2 separate regions of the Homo sapiens genome follow, and region 2 is linked to region 1. Evidence: chromatin loops called from intact Hi-C (ENCODE). Cell type or tissue: HepG2. All regions are shown on one strand. Links, peaks and the distances in the headings refer to the core of each region. The heading gives the core; the rest is flanking DNA.

What was found. Hi-C counts contacts between places; a loop is a spot of excess contacts. Peaks named below come from ENCODE experiments on the same cell type or tissue, not always from the same donor. Only the 100,000 strongest peaks of a DNase experiment are listed, where the experiment ranks them.
Region 2: a loop joins it to region 1, with 8 times the contacts of the local background. A loop is called at or near these places in 16 of 110 quality-filtered maps.

What each region holds. Positions count from the first base shown.
Region 1 is chr6:131,110,635-131,122,868 of GRCh38, forward strand. All of the region lies in intron 2 of LOC102723445 (a long non-coding RNA gene), which reads right to left. Among named protein-coding and RNA genes, the nearest start is that of AKAP7, 19 kb to the right of the region's middle. In HepG2, for the core only: a CTCF peak has its summit at 6,314 (motif pointing left); a DNase peak (open chromatin) is centred at 6,307.
Region 2 is chr6:131,529,786-131,542,019 of GRCh38, forward strand. No RefSeq gene overlaps it. Among named protein-coding and RNA genes, the nearest start is that of ARG1, 37 kb to the right of the region's middle. RefSeq lists an enhancer at 1,578-2,079. In HepG2, for the core only: a CTCF peak has its summit at 4,545 (motif pointing left); a DNase peak (open chromatin) is centred at 4,546; H3K27me3 peaks cover 292 bases.

The DNA.
Region 1 (12,234 bases), core at 2,586-10,585:
CCATTCTATACCAATAAGTAAAGATCACAGGAGCCCCTTACATTTACACAGAAGTGTAAGCAGTACACAATAGTCCTGTCTCAGAGCTATGCCAAGTCTCTAGCTCTCAGTCTTAATCTAGCCCTTAGGAACTTTGATAGTCCTGTCATCCTGTAGGGCTTCACACTGGCCCACTACATTAGTGACATAATGATGACTGGACCAAGTGAGAGGAATTCACATTCTTATATATATATATATTTCACACATATATATTTATATGTGTGATAGAAGGTGGAAAATAATCTCCCAACAAACTTCAGGGCCTGCCAACTTGGTAAACTGTCTAGGAATCTAATGGTTCGAGACATGTCAAGATGTTATCTCAGGGAAAAACTAAATTTCTGCAACTTGCATCCCCTATCAATAAGAACAACCCCAAACTCATGCTATATACAGTCTCAAAAAATTACCTGACTACCCTTGAGGGAAATAAGTCATATATGATTTGTTGGTACTCAGCACTATTTCTATTTCCTTTGATACTCACCCCTTCATGTCAGGGGCTGATGAATGAGAACTGTCTTTTCATAGTCCCTGTAAACCAAATACAGTTTAGATTCTGCCCATGAGGTGTACTTGTGCTTAAATTACAAGGCAGAAGACAGAATCCATTCCTCTTTCTTCAATTGTGTTGGTTGACATGTGGACTTAAGAAGATGTAACTATTTTTTTTGGGGGGGGGACAGGGTCTCACTCCATCACCCAGACTGGAGTGCAGTGGGACCACCATAGCTCACTGTGGACTCGACCTCCTAACCTCAAGCAATCGTACCACCTCAAGCCTCCCAAATTGCTGGGATTACAGATGTGAGCCATTGTACCCCGCCCGAAGTTGTGACTTTTTGCAGCAACTTCTATATTCCCTTGTGTCGTTCACCCCAGGACTTCAGGGCAATCATGACTATTGATTTCAGTCTCTTACATCCTCCTGACTTCTGCATGAAAGCAAGAAGTTTCAGATTCTTTGGACTGTGAATGTGAAAGCTGGTGGCAGCTCCTCCGACTTTCATTCCTTATGCCCTTGCAAAAATTTATAAGTACAGTACCTATACCTAATTCTCTGTAAATTAAAGCCTTTTATCTTTAAATATTTAAATTGACTTCCATTTTTCCGGCTGAGACTTGACTGCTTGCAAGAATGAGAAAATTCATTTTTGCATTTTTTATAATATTTAATATTTCTTGATGAAATGCAATAGGATAAATGGCTACATATTTTTAATACCATATTCTAATCATTTTATTTATCATAAAGCCCTTCATGACATCATTATATTTCTTATAATGGCACAGATCATTCCTGTTTGTGTCTAAACCTCAAGCAAACTAGTCCTCCTAAAGGATTAGTACACAGTATTAGCACTCACTACCATCTGGCTGTCTGTTACAAAGATATAAACAAGATATTAGTTGAGATAAACAATTCTTGTTGTTTTAATATCATACACAATTTGATTCTATGTCCTGGGGCCACTTGGGCATCATCTTTCGGTAAATAACCTCAGGAGTTTAGACAATAGTAAAATGTTGTAAAATAATTAGAAAGTGATATGTTTGCATATTTATTACATTTTTTAAATTAACAGCTTATGGAGATACAATTCATACACCACACAGATCATCCATTTAAAGTATACAGTTCAATAGTTTTTAGAATATTTATATAGAGTTTTGCAGCCATCACCACAATCTAATTTCAGAACATTTTCATCATTCCAAAGATAAAACCCCATAACCCTTAGCAGCCACACCCCTCTCCCAGCCCTAGGCAAACACCTATCTACTTTCTGTCCCTGTGGATTTGCTATACTGGACATTTCTAATTTCCCCACACCCTTGCCAGCATTTTTTATTGTCTGTCTTTTAAAATTATAGCCAACCTAGTGCCTGCCACTCGGTGTTCAAGTGATTCTCCTGCCTCAACCCCCTGAGTACCTGGGACTACAAGTGCATGTCATCATGCTGAGCTAATTTTTGTATTTTTAGTAGAGACGGGGTTTCACCATGCAGGCTGGTCTCGAACTTCTGATGTCAGGTTATCTGCCTGCCTCAGCCTCCCAAAATGTTGGGACTACAAGCATGAGCCACTGTACCCAAAATCCTTTATCTGTTTTTTAATCGGATTTTGTATTATTATTGAATTATAGGAGGTTTTTATATACATCCTGGATATACGTTTCTATCAGATATAAAAGGGGACTTCAAAAAGTTCGTGGAGCCGGGCACAGTGGCTCACGCCTGTAATCCCAGCACTTTCGGAGGCCGAGGCGGGCAGATCACAAGGTCAGGAGATCGAGACCATCTTGGCTAACATGGTGAAACTCCGTCTCTACTAAAAATACAAAAATTTGCCGGGCATGGTGGTGAGTGCCTGTAGTCCCAGCTACTCGGGAGGCTGAGGCAGAATGGTGTGAACCCGGGAGGTGGAGCTTGCAGTGAGCTGAGATCGCGCCACTGCACTCCAGCTTGGGTGACAAAGCAAGACTCCGTCTCAAAAAAAATAAAAATAAAAAGTTCGTGGAAAAATGGAATTAAAAGATAAAAATGATAAATATAAACATTATTTCTCAACATCAGCTCCATCAAAGTCAAGACACTTTTGGAAGCCAAAACACCAGCCACTTATTTAGTCCATCTCTAAATAATTGAGATTCCTGAGAATTTAACTATGTCAATGTAGTTTTTCTTACATTATTAACTGAAGAAAAATGGATGCCTTTTAAAGGCTTTTTTGTTTTGCTTTGTTTAGTTATAGAGACAGGGTCTCACGCTGTTACCCAGGCTGGAGTGCAGTGGTACAATCTTAGCTCTCTGTAATCTCAACCTCCTGGGCTCCAGTAATCCTCTTACCTCAGCCTCCAGAGTAGCTGGGACTATAGGTGTGTGCTACAACACCTAGCTAATTTTATTATTTTTTTTTTTTGAGACGGAGTCTCACTCTGTTGCTCAGGCTAGAGTGCAGTGGTGTGATCTGGGCTCACTGCAACCTCTGCCTCCCAGGTTCAAGGAATTCTCCTGCCTCAGCCTCCTGAGTAGCTGGGATTACAGGTCGCTGACACCACCCCCAGCTAAATTTTTTTTTGTATTTTTAGTAGAGACGGGGTTTCACCATGTTGGCCAGGCTGGTCTTGAACTCCTGACCTCAAGTGATCCGCCCATCTTGGCCTCCTAAAGTGCTGGGATTATAGGTGTAAGCCACTGAACTCAGACAAGTTTTATCTGTAAAATTTAGACTGGGTAAAAACAGCATAAAGACGTACAACTAATAAAAGCCAGTAGGAGATTGTCCGGGTGTGGTGGCTTACGCCTGTAATCCCAGCACTTTGGGAGGCTGAGACGGGTGGATCACTTGAGGTCAGGGGTTCGAGACCAGCCTGGACAATATGGTGAAACCCCATCTCTCCTAAAAACACAAAAAACAAAAAAAATAGCCAGGTGTGGTGGCAGGCACATGTAATCCCAGCTACTCAGGGGGCTGAGGCAGGAGAATCGCTTGAACCCAGGAGGCAGAGATTGCAGTGAGCCAAGATTGCGCACTGCACTCCAGCCTGGGTGACAGAGGGAGGCTCCGTCTCAAAAAAAAAAAAAAAAAAAAATTGTTTTTGTAGCAATGAGTTCTCACCATGTTGCCCAAGTTGGTCTCAAGCTCCTGGCCTCAAACAATGCTTCCACTCGGGCTTCCAAAGCACTTTGATTATAGGCATGAGCCACTGAGCCCTCAACTTTAATTTTTCAATCAGGAGCATGTAAGCTGAACCAATTGAGATGCCTATGGTATTGATATTGTTTCTGCTGTTATTTGTCAATCCTCTTCAGATAGGGCAAGAGCAAGATTAATTTTTTTCCTTGAAAATTGATGTGATGGTCTCCCACTGTAGGCTTTTTCTTTAAAATTGTCTCATCCCTTCTTAAACCAAGTTATCCATTTGTAAACTGCTGATTTCTTTGGGAAATTGTTCTCGTTAACTTTTTGTAAATCATTAATGATTTCACCATTCTCTCACCAAAATTTCACCATAAATTTGATGTTTATTCTTGCTTCAATTTTAGCAGAAGTCATATTGCTCTGATAGAAGCTCTTTTCAAACTGATGTCTTAGCCTTCTTAGTGTCCCAATGTAGATCCTCTTCAGATATTTTATAACAAGTTAGTATGAGTTTATTTTGGTGCAAAAACAACTTGAAATCCATGCATAATGTTTTCATAATATGCATTTTCCATGAACTTTTTGAAGGCCCTTGTATGATTTGCAAATATTTTCTCCCATTATATCGGCTGTACTTTCACTTTCTTGATAGTGTCCTTTGAAGCATGAAACTTTTAAATTTTGATTTATGTATTTATTTTAGTTTTAGTTATATTTTTTTGAGATGGAGTTTTGCTTTTGTTGCCTAGGCTGGAGTGCAATGGCGCAATCTCGGCTCACTGCAATCTCCACCTCCTGGGTTCAGGCGATTCTCCTGCTTCAGCCTCCTGAGTAGCTGGGATTACAGGCATGCGCCACCATACCGAGCTAATTTTTGTATTTTTAGTAGAGGTGGGGTTTCTCCATGTTGGTCAGGCTGGTCTCGAACTCCCGACCTGAAGTAATCTGCCCACCTCAGCCTCCCAAAGTGCTGGGATTATAGGCATGAGCCATTGCGCCCGGCCTATTTAATTTTTCTTTTGTGGTTTGCACTTTTGATGTCATGTCGTATTTAAAAAATCATTGCCTAATCCAAAGCAGAGAGATTAACTCCTATGTTTTCTTCTAAGAGTTTTATAGTTACCATTGTTTTAAATATAATTTATTTGATTATGTCTCCCTAATTTAATTTTTAATAATAGCTGGACTTAATAACCAGCACTCAAGATTCCTGAAAGTTTAAAAGTTGACTCTTGCAATCTGGTATAAGCCAGCTCTAGCACACCACTGAAGGTGTATTGTGCTGGGTGGGCCTGGAAGAAAGACAAACTAAACCTCTGACACTGGGACTGATAGGGACGAGGAAGAAGCTGCTAGTCACTCACCCATGAAGGTAGAGTTGCCCAGTGGAATCTAATCCTGATCTGAAAACTGATCTTCCTAAAAGAAACTAAAAAACTAATCTAAGGCTAATCCCATGTGGAATCTTAGGTGTGTTTCCAGAAACTGTAGTTAAGACACACCAGTTTGAATGGGATTCCTGAGGACTAACTCAGAAGACATGCTGAGGTATTGAGGTAGTGGTGGTGGCAGCATTAGATTAATACACTGTAGAACTCCCCAAGAATTTAGGTCACAGGGAACTAGATTCTAGCCTCAGAGAAAGAGCACTGGTAGGAAATTAATGTGGTACCATGCCCAAGTCATTAGATTGAGCTTAGAGCAAGGTCTTGTACTCTGTCACTGGAGAGATCACCAGTTTTTGCAGAGTATGAAAGCAAAGACACACGATACTAACTACTCTGGAATAGACCCACGTACTGTTGTGGAACACTGTAACTTCAAGGAGACACCAAGAATACCAGAAGGCAGATTCAGCAGGAATGGATTGAAGGATATCTAGTTCTGATGGAATAGCATTTGAGATACTCTGAATGGCCCCACTCCCAATACCTTCTCTCCTACTGGCCGCCTGAAAAAACCTCCAAGTACTGAATATACTATATAAATAATATGTTAAATGCTTTTATATAGCAGGCAAAACTGTAAGGAATCTATGGAAACAACAACAAAGAAAAAAAGAAAAGAAAAGACTCCTGAAAGGTAAATGATTTCTGAGGCACGTTTTCACCCTAAGGGTCAACCTAAGGGACCTTGAATTTACATTTTGAGAAATGGTATGCAGAGGATAACAGATCGGCCTATGGTGAGGAATCTAATAGGTGATCCCTGCATAGAGCTAAGTTTCTAATGGCAACACTCTCAGTATACAAGTGAGCAAGAAATATGTCTATCTAAAGAAGAAGACATTGAAAACTTGCCTCTCTCAACTTTTGCCCTGGGAGAAGAGGAAAAAAAATTCTCTGAGAATTCATAAACTCAACCAAGTGCTTATGTGGGTCTAAAGCCAGATTCAAGCTAGTGATGCATAGCGCTGCAAAATTTAGCAAATAAAAATAGAGCATCCGTAGTTAAACTTGAATTCAGATAAACAATGAATACTTTTTAGTATAAGTATGTCCCAAATATTGCACAAAAAATAATTTCTTGTTTATTTGAAATGTAAACATAACTGGATGCCCTGTATTCTATTTGGCAACCCTACCAATGTAGTATGAAACGCCAAGTAAGGAATTTAAGTTGTTCCAGGTTAATAGTGCCCCCTGGTGACACAAATAAAACGATATTCTTTTTGGAGGAATGCAACTTCAAACCAGGCTTCAAAGAATTTCCTCAGATAAAGATCGAATACAAGCTCACAATGAAAAAAAAAAAACACAAAACATATAAGAAATAAAGGTAATGTAAGTATGAACCAGAAAGAAAGCCAGAAAGGTTATTATAATAAAATATGCAAAGATTTCAGATATTAGAATGATCAAATATAGACTAGAAAATAATGTGGTTAGTATGTTTAAAGAAGTAAAAACCTGCAAACAGGAACAATAGACTAGAAAAAATTCAAGTAGATTTGAAAAAGAACCAAATGGATGGCCTAGGAATGAAAAATATAATACCTGAAGTTCAAAATTCAAAAGCTGGAGAAATAGCATATTAGACAAAGCTGAAGAAAGGATTAGTGAACTGGAGGAAACATTTAATGGGCTTGTTTAAAATTACGCTCAGAGAAACAAAGAGTTGGAAAATACAGTAGTCCCCCTTTATCTGAGGGGAATATGTTCTAAGACCCCCCAGTGGAAGCCTGAAACTGCAAATAGTACTAAATCTTACATATATAAGACTGTTTTTTCCTATACATATGTACCTATGATAAAGTTTAATTTATAAATTGGGCACAGTAAGAGATTAACACCAATAACTAAAAATAAAACAGAACAATTGTAACAATATACTATAATAAAAATTATGTGAATGTGGTCTTTCCCTCTCTTTCAAAATATCTTTTTTTTCTTGGTTTTTGAGACAGAATCTCACTCTGTTGCCCAGGCTGGAGTGCAGTGGCACAATCTGGGCTCACTGCAACTTCTGCCTCTAGGGTTCAAGTGATTCTCATGCCTCAGCCTCCCAAGTAGCTGGGATTATAGGCATATGCCACCACACCCAGCTAATTTTTGTGTTTTTGGTAGAGAAAAGATTTCACTATGTTGGCCAGGCTGGTCTTGAACTCCTTACCTCAAGTGATGCGCCTGCCTCAACCTCCCAAAGTGCTGGGATTACAGGTGTGAGCCATCACACCTCGCCTCTTTCAAAATATTAAGATATATTGTACTGTTCTGTGAGTAACTGAACATGGAAAGTGAAACCACAGAGAAGGGGGAACTATTGTATAGAGAGTCTAAAGGGAATTGAGGACAAAGTCAGACTTCGTAACATAATTAGAGTTCTGGAAGAAGGAAAGAAAAAGATTATGGGGAAATAGACAATAATAAAATAGCAAATGGGTGCTTTTTCTAAACTTTTGAGAGATACCAGTTTTCAGAATCAGGAAGCCCAATGTTTTCAAGCAGAATAAGTAAAATAAATTCATGCTTAGATTGCTAAAACTATAAAGCTCCAAAGATAAAGAGATGATTTTTAACAATTGTCAGAGAGAAGAGAGATTATAACAGCATATAATTCAGGGCAGTAGTCGAAGTTAAAATTTTTGAAGGTCCTTGTGTTATTTGGGGAGAAGGTAAAGACATTAACTTTAGATTTTTTTAAGTATGCCTGTTAATTATTTAGGATAACTCCTTTAAAACAATCAACATAGAGAATATCACTTCCAAATTAGAAGAGGAGAAAAAATGGAATGAAGGGGTTGCAGGGGGGACGCAATCAATCCAAAATAAGTCAAATACATTGGAGAGGGGTCAACAAACAAGAGCCCAGTAATTGTGGAGAGTACACCAGAGGCCAGGGTTGAGGGATATAAAGTGCTAAGCCCTCCAGACAGTGGAATGAAGCCAATGATGCGTTTCTTCCTTTTGTCCGATTACATCAAGGTCTTGGGGGCAAACACTTTGAGATTCAACCCTGGGATCTATGAAAGTCACATTTCCACAGAGAAAATGAGGCAAATATTGATTAAGAAAAAAGAGAAGGCTGGGAATGGTGGCTTACACCTGTAATCCCAGCACTTTGGGAGGCCGAGACGGGTGGATCACCTGAGATCAGGAGTTCGAGACCAGCCTGGCCAACATGGCAAAACTCTGTCTCTACTAAAACTATAAAAAATTAGCTAGGTGTGGTGCACACACTTGTAGTCCCAGCTACTCTGGAGGCCGAGACACGAGAATCCCTTGAACCCAGGAGGCAAAGGTTGCAGTGAGCCAAAATTGTGCCACTGCACTCCAGCCTGGGCAACAGAGCCAGACTGTGTCTCAAAAAAAAAAAAAAGAAAAAAGAAAAAAAAAAAGAAGTGTAGTTTCTTCAAGGCTTTGGTCAGGAAATTGCTAGAAAATCAATTAATTTTTTTAATTATCTGGAAATTTCCTGGATTTGCTACTTCACATTTTTAGCACAGATGAAATGAGGCCTCGGTGTGTGAACATGGATCAGTCAATTCATCATTTATTTTGGAAAAAAAATCAAATCTGTCCTATGTGCTAAGCAAAGTGTTAGACTCCCTTAAAGTGTTAACTATCTCGTAAGAGAATTATTTATAATGAAAGCTAAAATATTTTAATCACCCCAAAAGAGGTAAAAATAAAGCAGAGGAAGTTTTCAGAGTAGAAAGTATCCTTATTTGGTTGGAAAGATCAGATGAAGGGGATATATGAGATGGTCATAAAAGGAAAGACTGAAACTTTTCCTTCAGGTGATACAGAAGGCATTTTAGGTGAAGTGAGTATCATACACTACAATATAGTTGTTGGACATCGTTTTCAAAGATAGTTAGGGAACAAAAAATTATTAATTTGATCCATTTGAAAGATGTTAGAGAATAATTATCAATGAGAAAAAAAAAGTGTGTAGAAATGAATTGTGGCAGGCCTCAGATCCACAGCTGAAGAGCTCATACTTAATTTTACAGGAAACTGTAATAGTATGGGAGGCCTGCCTCTAAAGCTTTTCACAGATAGAAATCCGGCTTTCAAAGTGATACCCTTAACCACTTCGCCATGCTGCCCCTTGAACAAATGATGCCTATTTACAAGACACAGTGAGTTTTTGGGAATTTATTAGGCATTTGATAAATATTTGACCAATAGAAAAATGTCAGCACTGCTGATGATTTAGAAAACATCAAGTAAATAATAAACCCAGTGTAGTAAGGGCTTTGGGGAAGCAGATGCTTTTTATGCTACTTATTATTCTTAAAAAATACAATAAAATAAAATAAAGTAAAAAAATAAAAGTTTCAGGGCCCTGATGAGGTCTACTTGGTAAGTGGAGCGCCTGAGGAAGCCTGTAGCTTCAATCATGTATGGTAACCGGGTGGCTGAGCACCAATCTGGGTTGTGAGGAAATAGGGGAGAGGTATGCTGGGCCACATCCCAGCCTAACACGTGTGAGATTCCTTTTAGGAACTAACCTCATTAGCTACAAGGGTCATGCAGAGGCAGCAAAGCCTGGTGCGATGAGCTCAGCCTTCACTCATTCATGAACACCATCACTCTTTTATTCAAATCTGTATATGGCTTTTTTGCTTTTTTTTTTTTTGAGACAGAGTCTCACTCTGTCGCCAGGCTGGAGAGCAGTGGCGTGATCTCGGTTCACTACAACCTCCACCTCCTGGGTTCAACAATTCTCCTGCCTCAGCCTCCTGAGTAGCTGGGATTACAGGCATGTGCCACCATGCCAGGCAAATTTTTGTATTTTTAGTAGAGACGGGTTTTCACCATGTTGGCCAGGATGGTCTCGATCTCTGGACCTCATGATCCACCCACCTTGGCCTCCCAAAGTGCTGGGATTATAGGCATGAGCCACCGTGCCCAGCCAGCTTTTTTGTTTTAAAAGTTAAATCCATTCTAATTACCCAAGCAATGCATGAATTCATTATCCTTTTGAGAAACTAGGTTGTTATAAAGATACTGTCATTCAGCTACCAACCACTCCCCATTCCTGTCCCTTCCCCTCTTAATGGCTGTTATGTTTGTTATACTTCCATTTAGACTTTAATATTTTTACATACATATATGAACTCATTGGAAATAGTGTGTTTAATGCAAATGGTATATTGAATTGTTTAGCAATTTGTTTGCTTTGCTTAATGATGTTTTTGAGATCTGTGCATGTTAGTTAATGTAGATCAGTCCATCCTCTGTAATTGCTGTATAGATTGTCATCATATGACTACCATATTTTACCTACGCAAAAAAAAAACCAACAAAAATAAACAAACAAAAAACCCCCAAAACCCCATAAAATGGAACATTCCTCTTAATTTGATAAATTTACTTTTGGTATATGGATCAAGAAAATGATACAAATGAAAGAGAAAAAAATCCAAGGATATTTGTAAGTGGATTCTACTGGAAATGCTCAAGATTTGGGGACTGGTTAAACAAATGATTGCATATTAACACAATAAGGCATTATAATATAATACAAATTATTATATATATAAAATACCTATTTGAGAGAGATATTTGAAAGATATTAATTAAAAGTGGCATAGTATTATATATGGTTTATATATATATAAATTATGTCTATAAAATTTACTGTTACTCTGAAGTGATAAAAGAATGAAAAAAATCAGAGGACCTTGGGTAATTAATATTTTCTTTCTTTTTTTTTTTTTTGAAATAGAGTCTTACTCTGTCACTTGGGCTGGAGTGCCGTGGCTCAACCATAGTTCACTGCAGCCTCCACCTCCCTGGGCTCAGGAGATTCTCCCACCTCGGCCTCCTAAGTAGCTGGGACTACAGGTGCACACCACCACGCCTGGCTAATTTTTGCACTTTTTGTAGAGATGGGATTTGTCATGTTGCCCAGGCTGGTCTTGAACCCCTGGGCTCAAGGGATCCACTTGCCTTTGCCCCTCAAAGTGCTAGGATTACAGGCATGAGCCACCATGCCTGCCTTGTAGCTAATACTTTATAGTAAAGGAATTTTTGCAGTTTGGTTGGCTATAATTATTTTGTCTTTCACTATATTACTAGATCAATCAATAGACAATGAAGATATTTGCCGTTTGAAACCACACAATATTTAGACAAAGAGCTTTTAGTTGGACCATGTATTCAAATAGATGACCATCTGTAAGGAAATATTTTACTGTGTAAGGGAAAATAGACTCAAATTTCCTCCCACTCTGATTCTATTTCTCTCTAGTACTCTTAAAGTTTTACTACTTTTTCCACTTCTTGTATCTTCTAATTCTTACAATATTCAAAGAAAACCTCATAGTGTAATTGTCAATTATACTCTAATTGGAATGCAAATAAGATTAGCATTGCCAGTTAAGGCTTGTATGATGCCTGTTTTAAATATCAATTGCACAACTAAAAAACGAGGAATACTTATGCCAAATAAGCAATGAGATGACTAAGTTGAATAAGATGTAAAATCTGCTAGCCCAGATATTAATATCCTATTACTATAATCTATGTTAATATCTTCCTGAAAAAACAATTGTAACACACATTTTAGAATGAACAATGAGAAGTTTGAACATAAACTGCATCAATAATTTCCGGCACGTTAGGAAGATAATGAAACCAACAAATAGTAATATAGAGCCCTGATGACCCAGAAAGTGAAATTTGATATCGCTCTTAATATTTTCCTTTTAGTATTCAGAAAATCTTACCAGGGAATAACAACAACAAATCATCAATGAAGAATGGTCTATTGGAATGTATAATGATGGTTTATATGATGTATATGATACCAAAAATAGTCAGCAAAACACAGTTTCAAACTAAGAAATCTTGTGAAATAAACTATCAAAGAAGAAACTAATCCCTAGCACTAATCAAATTCAGGAAGCCTAATTAGAGCTGTTAAGCCTAATCTGCCAATCTGGCATTTGCTCAAAATGTGGTCAGGAACACTAACTACTTCAGTGTATAAAAATAGAGATTATCTCAAAATCCACAATATAAGACATCATTATCTTCTGAGTAAATAATACAAGCTAGAGTATACCTCGTAATAAGTAAATGATCTCTTTTATT
Region 2 (12,234 bases), core at 1,414-9,413, 420 kb after region 1:
GTGGGAGTCTAAGTCTCTTTTTAGGTCTCTAAGGACTTGCCTTATGAATCTGGGTGCTCTCGTATTGGGTGCATGTACATTTAGGATAGTTAGTTCTTCTTGTTGAATTGTTCCCTTTACCATTATGGAATGGCCTTTTTTTGTCTCTTTGGATCTTTGTTGGTTTAAAGTCTGTTTTATCAGAGACTAGGATTGCAACCCCTGCTTTTTTTTTTTTTTTTTTTTTTTTTTTTGCTTTCCATTTGCTTGGTAAATATTCCTCCATCCCTTTATTTTGAGCCTATGTGTGTCTCTGCACATGAGATGGGTCTCCTGAATACAGCACACTGATGGGTCTTGAAGCTTTATCCAACTGGCCAGTCTGTGTCTTTTAATTGGGATTTAGCCCATTTACATTTAAGGTTAATATTGTTATGTGTGAATTTGATCCTGTCATTATGATGTTCGCTGGTTATTTTGCTCGTTAGTTGATGCAGTTTCTTCCTAGCATCAATAGTCTTTACAACTTGGTATGTTTTTGCAGTGGCTGGTACTGGTTGTTCCTTTCCATGTTTAGTGCTTCCTTCAGGCGCTCTTGTAAGGCAGGCCTGGTGGTGACAAAATCTCTCAGCATTGCTTGTCTGTAAAGGATTTTATTTCTCCTTCACTTATGAAGCTTAGTTTGGCTGGATATGAAATTCTGGGATGGAAATTCTTTTCTTTAAGAATGTTTAATATTGGCCCCCTCTCTCTTCTGGCTTGTAGAGTTTCTGCTGAGAGATCCACTGTTAGTCAGATGGGCTTCCCTTTGTGGTTAACCCGACCTTTCTCTCTGGCTGCCCTTAACATTTTTTCCTTCATTTCAACATTGGTGAATCTGACAATTATGTGTCTTGGGGTTGCTCTTGTCAAGGAGTATCTCTGTGGCATTCTCTGTATTTCCTGAATTTGCATGTTGGCCTGTCTTGCTAGGCTGGGGAAGTTCTTCTGGATAATATCCTGAAGATTGTTTGCTAACTTGGTTCCATTCTCCCCATCACTTTCAGGTACACCAATCAAACATAGATTTGGTCTTTTCACATAGTCCCAAATTTCTTGGAGGCTTTGTTTGTTTCTTTTCACTCTTTTTTCTCTAAACTTCTCTTCTTGCTTTATTTCATTAATCTGATCTTCAATCACTGATACCCTTTCTTCCACTTGATCGAATCAGCTGTTGAAGCTTGTGCATGCGTCACATAGTCTCATGCCATGTTTGCAGCTCCATCAGGTCATTTAAGGTCTTCTCTACACTTTTTATTCTAGGTAACCATTCGTCTAATCTTTTTTCAAGGTGTTTAACTTCCTTGTGATAGGTTTGAACATCCTCCTTTAGCTCAGAGAAGTTTGTTATTACCAACCTTCTGAAGCCTACTTCTGTCAGCTCATCAAAGTCATTCTCAGTCCAGCTTTGTTCTGTTGCTGGTGAGGAGCTGCGGTCCTTTGGAGGAGAAGAGGCGCTCTGGTTTTTAGAATTTTCAGCTTTTCTACTCTGGTTTCTCCCCATCTTTGTGGTTTTATCTACCTTTGGTCTTTGATGTTGGTGACCTACAGATGGGGTTTCAGTGTGGATGTCCTTTTTGTTGACGTTGATACTATTCCTTTCTGTTTGTTAGTTTTCCTTCTAACAGTCAGGCCCCTCTGCTGCAGGTCTGCTGGCATTTGCTGGTGGTCCACTCCAGACCCTGTTTGCCTGAGCATCACCAGCGGAGGCTGCAGAACAGCAAATATTGCTACTGATTCTTCCACTGGAAGCTTCATCCCAGAGGAGCACCTCCCTGTATGAGGTGTCAGTCGGCCCCTACTGGGTGGTGTCTCCCAGTTAGGCTATATGGGGGTCAGTCTGTCCATTCTCAGAGCTCAAACACCATGCTGGGAGAACCACTGCTCTCTTCAGTGCTGTCAGACAGGGACGTTTAAGTCTGCAGAAGTTTCTGCTGCCTTTTGTTCAGAGGCAGCAGGCCTTGCTGAGCTGTGGTGGGCTTCGCCCAGTTCAAGCTTCCCTGGCCTCTTTGTTTACCTACTCAAGCCTCAGCAATGGCGGACACCCCTCCCCCTGCCAGGCTGCTGCCTCGCAGGTCAATCTCAGACTGCTGTGTTAGCAGTGAGCAAGGCTCCGTGGGCATGGGACCCGCCGAGTCAGGCATGCAGTATAATCTCCTGGTGTGCGGTTTGCTAAGACCGTTGGAAAAGTGCAGTATTTGGGCGGAAGTTTCCCGTTTTTTCCAGGTATAGCCTGTCACGGCTTCACTTGGCTAGGAAAGGGAAATCTCCCAACACCTTGCACTTCATGGGTGAGGTGACACCCTGCCCTGCTTTGGCTCACCCTCCGTGGGCTTTACTCACTGTCCAACCAGTCTCAATGAGAGGAACCAGGTACCTCAGTTGGAAATGCAGAAATCACCAGTCTTTTGCATTGATCATGCTGGGAGCTGCAGACCAGAGCTGTTCTATTTAGGGACATGGATGAAGCTGGAAACCATCATTCTGAGCAGACTATCACAAGGATAGAAAACCAAACACCACGTGTTCTCACTCATAGGTGGGAATTGAACAATGAGAACACTTGCACACAGGGCAGGGAACATCACACACCGGGGCCTGTCGTGGGGTGGGGGACAGGGGGAGGGATAGCATTAAGAGAAATACCTAATGTAAATGACGAGTTAATGGGTGCAGCAAACCAACATGGCACATGTATACCTATGAAACAAACCTGCACGTTGTGCACATGTACCCTAGAACTTAAAGTATAAAAAAAAAAAGTAGCATTCCAAATGTAACTCAGGTTCTACCCTTAGAGGCTCTCACATGAGATTTTGATTCATAGCTGAGTCATGTATAGAGAAAGGCAGGGTTTGGGGTGTCCCCTTTTGCTAATGGAGGTCACGGCCGAGGTGGCACGTTTGTGCTGGCAGCCATGGCAGGGGCTTTCTGATTCAACAGCTCTTGGAAATTCAGTCTGATTCTGCAATAACCCCAACAATTGAAAAATGAGCTGCACATATCCCTTAAACAGTCCCTGTCTTACACCAGTGGAGTGGATGATTCTGTTGCCTGACACACACACAAAAAAAACCCTGTCTAATAGTGAAGTGTAGTGTGTCATAGAGCTGAAATGAACAGTAACAGGAAAAGAATATGCCCCCTTTTGAAATATACATTTAAGAATGCTTAGAACACTTACTCTGAGTCAGACACTGTATGCACTGCTCAGAGTACAGCCCCCAAGGAACTACCTGTGTGAATTTCTAAATGTGGGTGTGGGCAGTGGGTGGGCCTGGGGGTTAGGAATGGTTCACAGATAAAAACAACCAAATATTAAACGTGATTGTAAGCACAACATATAAAGCTTACCACTCTTGGAAGCCTGCCACCTTTTGAAATCAGACAAATCAGGAAAAAAGAAGGAAACAGAGGAAAGCAGGAAGGGAAATAAGAAAAGGGAAAAAAAGAAAGAGGAAAGGTATCTAACACTTTATAAATACTTGATCTGCATGTTGTGCAAACATTGTCTTATTTGAAATGCCATCATGATATACCAAATAGGTCAGGAATATTTGTTCCATTTTAGAGGTAAGAAAATCAAGCCTCAGTCTGGGATTTAAACTCAAGTCCATCTATGCCTAGAACCCACACTGTTTTTAATGTAGTCTAGTGTGATGGGGGTGGCGAGAGACTTAGTAAAAATTCTAATTTTCTTTGCAAAGTTGTTAGTTGGATACCTATCAAAAGACTTTACTGTAGAATGAGATTTAGAATTGTGAGCATCTTTTCCCTTGAACTTTAACCAGAGCTTATTGACTTTTTCCTTCTACATAAATTCAAATCTTTATACTTTGGATGTTTAAACTGGGCAAATTTCAAATGAGGATATGCATGTTTCTGTACATTTCTTCCTGTTCCTGAAAATTTTGTTGATTTGTCCTGATGATGTCTATAAGTAACTCTGTGAGATAGAGAACCGTAAAGCTAGGAAGAACAAGCCTGCCAGAATAAACTGTGCATTAAAAACACATAATTTCCTTATAGATTTAAACTAAGCAAACATGTAAATGAATAACCTTTTTAAGGACAAGCTACATCACCAATAGAGTTTACTTAATTTATTTTGACAACTGCCTCTAATTACTTAACATAACACATTATATGGGTAATAAAAACAGTTAATAATGTAAAACCTCATTGCTGTTTCAGGTCGAGTGAGAGATGTGTGCATATATTCTCCAGGCATTTGTGGAGTGGATCATGTTGCTCTCTCTCTCTCTTTCTCTCTCTGTGTGTGTGTGTGTGTGTGTGTGTGTGTGTGTGTGTCTGTGTGTCTGTTGGGACAATTTCTTCAGATAAATTTTTGGATTCACAGATGTGAAGAGATTAAATTCCATATGGAATGTGAAAAAATAATTCGTAACTATTGCCAATTCTCAGCTCTGAAAAAAAACAATGGCTAAACTTTATCTTAGGTTACATTATATACTATATACTATAGCTAATTTACATGCCTGGCCTTTGTGGGGCATCCTCTTATACGTTAATCTAGCGCCCTCTTGTGTAATAGGTTTTAATAACAAAGTTTGAGAGTGTTTATATATCATGTTTTGATTTCTAATTTCTAAAAGAATATACTCGTTGGATAGTGTTATTCTTTTATTTTCTTTGTATTTTTTGTATTTCCAAATTGCACATAATAAAAAAATATATAAATGAACAAGACTGAATTTTCAAGTCTTATGTCATGCCCATGACTGTCAGTAAACAAAAACCACTTTTCTGAATCAGGACATTTCTTAAGAAAATCAAATTTACTCCCAGGAGGCAAAGGAAAAATAATATTGTAAAACAGTGCAATTCATTTGGATCAATTCTTAGAATTTTAGAGCAAGAAGAAAATGCAGCGATCCAGTGAGGGCTAGGAAGTGGCTGGCACTTGCTTTTCATCTGTGTCATGCTGCTGTCACTGCCCGGGCTGGCACAAGGCTAAAGGGTATTGCTAGTATTTTACACAGAGAACAGTTTTCTGATCATTTTTCTTTTTTCAGGAACTCTCACGTGAAAATCAACGTGTAAGCAGGGAGAGGCAGTGCTGCTCTGATCCAAGGCAGCGAAGGTGAAGCCCTGTCTACTGTCCCTTCCTGGGAGGCAACTGAGGGTTGTGTAGTTTGTGAATCCTTAGGCTTCTTGGGGCCATGGTTTGACAGCACAATTATAAACTTTGCTCTTTTGCGCTGTTATGAATTGAATTGTGTCTTACAAAACTTGTATGTTGAAGTCCTAACCCCTCTAGTACCTCAGAACATGAGCTTGTTTGGAGACAGGGCCTTAACAAAGGAAATCAAGTTAAAAGGAAGTCAGTAGGATGGGCTGTAATATAACTAGTGTCCTTACAAAAAAAAGGAAATTGGTGTAGATAAAGGCAGAGGTTTGGGTGATGTCTCTACAAGCCAAGAAACACCACAGATTGCCAGCAAACCACCAGAAGCTAGGAGAGAGGCACGCAACACGCTCTCTCTCACAGCCCTCAGAAGGAACTCACCCTGCTGACATCTTGGTCTTGAACGTCTAGCCTCCATAACTGTGAGAGAATAAATATCTGTTGTTTTAAGCCACCCAGTTAGTGGAACTTTACTATGGCAGCCCTAGAAAATGAATCCACATTTGCACTCAATGGCATCGTGGGTTGTTCCTGCTGGCTGAAGTAGTACAGCCAGCACAGATTGTAGGTTTAGGCTGCGTAATTTAAAATCCCCGGAGAAAGGATAACTTTGTAGTATAATGTAATAAATAATCTATTGTAAAAAATAATTATCTCAGTGAAAAAAAATGTGCTTTCTTTTTTTTTTTTTTTTTTTTTGAGACGGAGTCTCGCTCTGTCGCCCAGGCTGGAGTGCAGTGGCGGGATCTCGGCTCACTGCAAGCTCCGCCTCCCGGCTTCACGCCATTCTCCTGCCTCAGCCTCCCAAGTAGCTGGGACTACAGGCGCCCGCCACTACGCCCGGCTAATTTTTTGTATTTTTAGTAGAGACGGGGTTTCACCGTTTTAGCCGGGATGGTCTCGATCTCCTGACCTCGTGATCCGCCCGCCTCGGCCTCCCAAAGTGCTGGGATTACAGGCGTGAGCCACCGCGCCTGGCCAAAAATGTGCTTTCTAATTGACCAGCAGCCGTCTAAATGTTTATTTTTGTGCAGAATTATTATTTTTATTTATTTATTTTTATTTTTTGAGACGGAGTCTCACTCTGTCACCCAGGCTGGAGGGCAGTGGCATGATCTCAGCTCACTGCAAACTCTGCCTCCCTGGGTTCAAAGGATTCTCCTGACTCAGCCTCCTGAGTAGCTGAGATTATAGGTGTGCATTACCACACATGGCTAATTTTGGTATTTTTTGTAGAGTTGGGTTTTCACCATGTTGGCCAGGCTGGGTCTTGAACTCCTGACCTCAAGTAATCTGCCTGCCTCAGCCTCCCAAAGTGCTGGGATAACAGCATGAGCCACTGCACCTAGCCCATTCTTTGTTTTCTACTTGGTTTATTTTTATATAATTTTTAGAACTTCTATATACATTGCCAGTGTCATGCCTAATTATTTTAAAGTAACTGCTGGCCATCAAGGCATTTTACTATATCAGTTGCATCACTTAAAGATAAGAGTATTTTCATATTTAGCCAAAATAACATTTTCTCACTTTAAACACATTATTTTAAAATAGTCATCTTATCTAATAACCAGCCCACATCTAAATTTCCCTAAATGTCCCCCAAATCACGTATACTTGGCTTGTCCAAAACTGGATCCAATTTGAGACCACACATTGCATCTAACTGCCATTTCTTGCCCCTTTTAATCAGGCCAGTCACATTTTAATGACACTGTCTTGCTGAAGAGAATAACTCATAATGAAGAAAATACACCAAATTCTGGATGTCTCTGATTGTTTCTTTGTGGTATCATTTAGCTTGTTTCTGTACATTGGAATTTAGATATAAAGGCTCTATTAGATTTGGGCTAGACTACGTCACAGATGATGTGTTTTACTTCATATTGCATCTCATTAATAGGCCCACAATATCTGGTTGTCCACCAGTGGGATGCTGAGAGAGACCACTGAGAGTGGGGATAACATCTTGAACCCTCCATTGCAAGAAGAAACTAATCTCTGTGTGGTTATCATGGCCTCATATAGGTGTCTAGTTCCCTACCCATCATTCATCTAATAGTGTCAACACCAGTTCATGGCCTGACTGGTTGATTTAATTGTTGCCAAATGATTATTTCCTAATTCTGTCACTTCACATGTGTTGATTGGGGACATTCCTTATTAACTGGAGCTTTCTGTTTACCCTGTGATACAGTCCCTGCTTAAAAGAAGGATGAATTGTTTATTCTTTCCCATTACTCACAAATTTTGAGAATAAAGAATTAGTTTAATAATTATTTTAATTAGTGATATGTGATATCCTTTTTTTCTGACTTCCCCTTTTGTTAATGTCATTATAAACTCTGATTTTTAATAAATTTAATGAATTTCAAAAAACTACAATCAGGGCAGGGGTGGTTGTTCAAATGGTCACAAATGTAATCAGAAGACACTTTAAGCTGGCTTCTGAGTCCCTTTGATAGGACTCCATTAATCTTTATGAGTTTCTTTGCTTGCTTTTGGGCACAAGATCTGAATACCTTCAGTGGGGAATCATATAAGTACTTTGGTTTGAATGATGGTGCACTCACCAAAATTCATATGTTGAAACTGAACTGCCAATGTAGTAGTATTAAGAGATGGGGTCTTTAAGAGGTTATTAAGTCATAAGGGCAGAGCCTTCAAGGAGGGGGTTATAAATAGAACTTATAAATGGACTCGAGGGAGTGGGTTTGCTCTCTTCCACTCTTCTGCCATGTGAGGATGAAGCATTCCTCCTCTGTGGCCCTTCCATCCCTTCTACCACATAAAGACAGAGTGTTCCTCCTCTCTGGAGGTCACGGCAACAAAGCACCACCTTGGAAGAAGAGAGCAGCCCTCACCAGACAACTGAACCTGCTGGCACATTAATCTTGAATTTCCCAGCTTCCAGAACTGTGAGAAAATAGAACTGTGTACTTTATAAATCACCTGGTCTCAGATATTTTGTTATAGCAGCACAAACAGACTAAGACAGTCAAATTCACCTTTTTAAGAGAGCCAGTTGCTAATGCAGTGACATTGCATCTTGGATATACCATGGACAGAGTTGGAAGCTGGAAGATATACATTTTTAAGAACATGAGTTCATACTGATATTTTCAGCTTTAGCAATACAGTGTTTTTACTTGATTTCTTTAATTTTATAAATGTATCTCTTTCCTTTTGTATTTTTTCCTATAATGTAAAGAAAATAATTTTAAGAAACAATACCAATATTACCATTGAAAAAAGTTTAAAAATTTTTGTCAGTATTTTGTCCTTAGAATGCATCCCAAGCATTGCTGGTAAGATGGCCGAATAGGAACAGCTCTCGTCTGCAGTTCCCAGTGAGATTGATGTGGAAGGCGGGTGATTTCTGCATTTCCAACTGAGGTACCCAGTTCATCTCACTGGGACTGGTTGGACAGTGGGTGTAGCCCATGGAGGGTGAGCCAAAGCAGAGTGGGGCATCGCCTTACCCAGGGAGCACAAGGGGTCAAGGAATTCTCTCCCCTAGCCAAGGGAAGCCATGAGGGACTGTGCCGTGCCATGAGGAATGGTGCACTCAGGCCGAGATACTGCACTTCTCCCACAGTCTTCACAACTCGCAGACCAGGAGATTCCCTCCGGTGCCTCCACCACCAGGGTCCTGGGTTTCAAGCACAAAACTGGGCAGCTGTTTGGGCAGACACCAAGCTAGCTGCAGGAGGTTTTTTTTTCCACACCCAAGTGGTGCCTGGAACACCAGCAACACAGGACCATTCACTCCCCTGGAAAGGGGGCTGAAGCCAGGGAGCGAAGAGGTCTGGCTTGGTGGGCCCCACCCCCATAGAGCCCAGCAAGCTAAGATCCACTGGCTTGAAATTCTCACTGCCAGCATAGCAGTCTGAGGTCGATCTGGGGTGCTCGAGGTTGGTTGAGGGAGGGGCGTCCACCATTACTGAGCCTTGAATAGGGGATTTTACCCTCACAGTGTAAACAAAGCTACCAGGAAGTTCAAACTGAGTGGAGCCCACTGCAGCTCAGCAAGGCCACTGTGGCCAGACTGCCTCTCTAGATTCCTCCTCTCTGGGCAGGGTATCTCTGAAAAAAAAGGCAGCAGTCCCAGTCAGGGGCTTATAGGTAAAACCCCCATCTCACTGGGACAGAGCACTTGGGGGAAGGGGCAGCTGTGGGCACAGCCTCAGCAGACTTAAACATCCCTGCCTGACGGTTCTGAAGAGAGCAGTGAATCTCCCAGCACAGTGTTTATGCTCTGATAAGGTTCAGATTGCCTCCACAAGTGGGTCCCTGATCCCTGTGTATCCTGACTGGGAGACACTTCCCAATAGGGGCTGACAGACACCTCATACAGGAGAGCTCTGGCTGGCATCTGGCAGGTGCCCCTCTGGGACACAGCTTCTAGAGGAAGGAACAGGCAGCAATCTTTGCTGTTCTGCAGCCTCCGCTGGTGATACCCAGGCAACAGGGTCTGGAGTGGACCTCCAGCAAACACCAGCAGACCTGCAGCAGAGGGACCAGACTGTTAGATGGAAAACTAACAAAGAGAAAGGAATAGTATCAACATCAACAAAAAGGACGTCCACTCAGAGACCCCCTCCAAAGGTCACTGACTTCAAAGACCAAAGGTAGATAAATTCACGAAGTTGGGGAGAAACCAACACAAAAAGGCTGAAAATTCCAAAAACCAGAACGCCTCTTCTCTTCCAAAGGATCACAACTTCTCGCCAGCAAGGGAACAAAACTGGATGGAGAATGAGTTTGAAGAATTGACAGAGGTAGGCTTCAGGCGGTGAGTAATAATAAACTCCTCCGAGCTAAAGGAGGATGTTTTAACCCAATGCAAGGAAGCTAAGAACCTTGAAAAAAGGTTAGATGAATTGCTAACTAGAATAACTACTTTAGAGAATATAAATGACCTGATGGAGCTGAAAAACAAAACACGAGAACTTCATGAAGCATACACAAATATCAATAGCCGAATCGATCAAGCGGAAGAAAGGATATCAGATATTGAAGATCAACTTAATGAAATAAAGCAAGAAGACAAGATTAGAAAAAAAAATGAAAAAGAATAAACAAAGCCTCCAATATGGGACTATGTGAAAAGACAAAATCTACATTTGATTGGTGTACCTGAAAGTGATGGGGAGAATGGAACCAAGTTGGAAAGCACCCTTCAGGATGTTATCCAGGAGAACCTCCACAACCTAGCAAGACAGGCCGACATTCAAATTCAGGAAATACAGAGAATGCCACAAAGATACTCCTCAAGAAGAGCAACCCCAAGAAACATAATCATCAGATTCACCAAGGTTGAAATGAAGAAAAAAATGTTAAGCGCAGTCAGAGAGAAAAGTTGGGTTACCCACAAAGGGAAGCCCATCTGACTAACAGCCGATCTCTCTGCAGAAACCCTACAAGCCAGAAGAGAGTGGGGGCCAATATTCAACATTCTTAAATAAAAGAATTTTCAACCCAGAATTTCATATCCAGCCAAACTAAGTTTCATAAGTGAAGGAGAAATAAAATACTTTACAGACAAGCAAATGCTGAGAGATTTTATCACCACCAGGCCTGCCTTACAAGAGCTCCTGAAGGGAGCACTAAACATGGAAAGGAACAACCAGTACCAGTCACTGCAAAAACATAACAAATTGTAAAGACCATCGATACTATGAGGAAACTGCATCAACTAGTGGGCAAAATAACCAGCTAGCATCATAATGACAGGATCAAACTTGCACATAACAATATTAACCTTAAATGTAAAGGCTAAATGCCCCAATTAAAAGACACAGACGGGCAAGTTGGATAGAGTCAAGACCCATCAGTGTGCTATATTCAGGAGACCCATCTCACAGGCAGAGACACACATAGGCTCAAAATAAAGGGATGGAGGAATATCTACCAAGCAAATGGAAAGCAAAAAATAAAAAATAAAAAAATGCAGGGGTTGTAATCCTAGTCTCTGATAAAACACACTTTAAACCAACAAAGATCAAAAGAGACAAAGAAGGGCATTACATAAAGGGAAAGGGATCAGTGCATCAAGAAGAGATAACTATCCTAAATATATATGCACCCAATACAGGAGCACCCAGATTCATAAAGCAAGTTCTTAGAGATCTACAAAGAGACTTAGACTCCCACACAGTAATAGTGGGACACCCCAAAGTCAATATTAGACAGATCAATGAGACAGAAAATTGACAAGGATATCCAGGACTTGAACTCAGCTCTGGACCAAGTGGACCTAATAGACATCTATAGAATTCTCCACCCCAAATCAACAGAGTATACATTATTCTCAGCACCTCATTACACTTATTCTAAAATTGACTACATAATTGGAAGTAAAACACTCCTCAGGAAATACAAAAGAGTGGAAATCACAACAAAGTCTCTCGGACCATGGTGCAATCAAATCAGAATTCAGGATTAAGAAACTCAATCAAAACTGCACAATTACTTGGAAACTGAACAACCTGCTCCTGAATGACTACTGGGCAAATAATAAAATGAAGGCAAAAATAAAGATGTTCTTTGAAACCAACGTAAACAAAGACAAAACGTACCAGAATCTCTGGGACACAGCTAAAGCAGTGTTTACAGGGAAATTTCTAACACTAAATGCCCACAAGAGAAAGCAGGAAAGATCTAAAATCGACACCCTAACATCACAATTAAAAGAACTAGAGAAGCAAGAGCAAACAAATTTAAAATCTAGCAGAAAAGATCAAATAACTAAGATCAGAGCAGAACTGAAGGAGATAGACACACAAAAAAAAACCTTCAAAAAATCAAGGAATCCAGGAGCTGGTTTTTTGAAAATATCAACAAAATAGACCACTAGCCAGACTAATAAAGAAGAAAAGAGAGAAGGAGCAAATAGATGCAATAAAAAATGATAAAGAGGATATCAGGACTGATCCCACAGATACAAACAACCTTCAGAGAATACTATAAACACTTCTTTTTTTTTTTTTTTTTTTTTTTTTTTTTTGAGACGGAGTCTCGCTCTGTCGCCCAGGCTGGACTGCGGACTGCAGTGGCGCAATCTC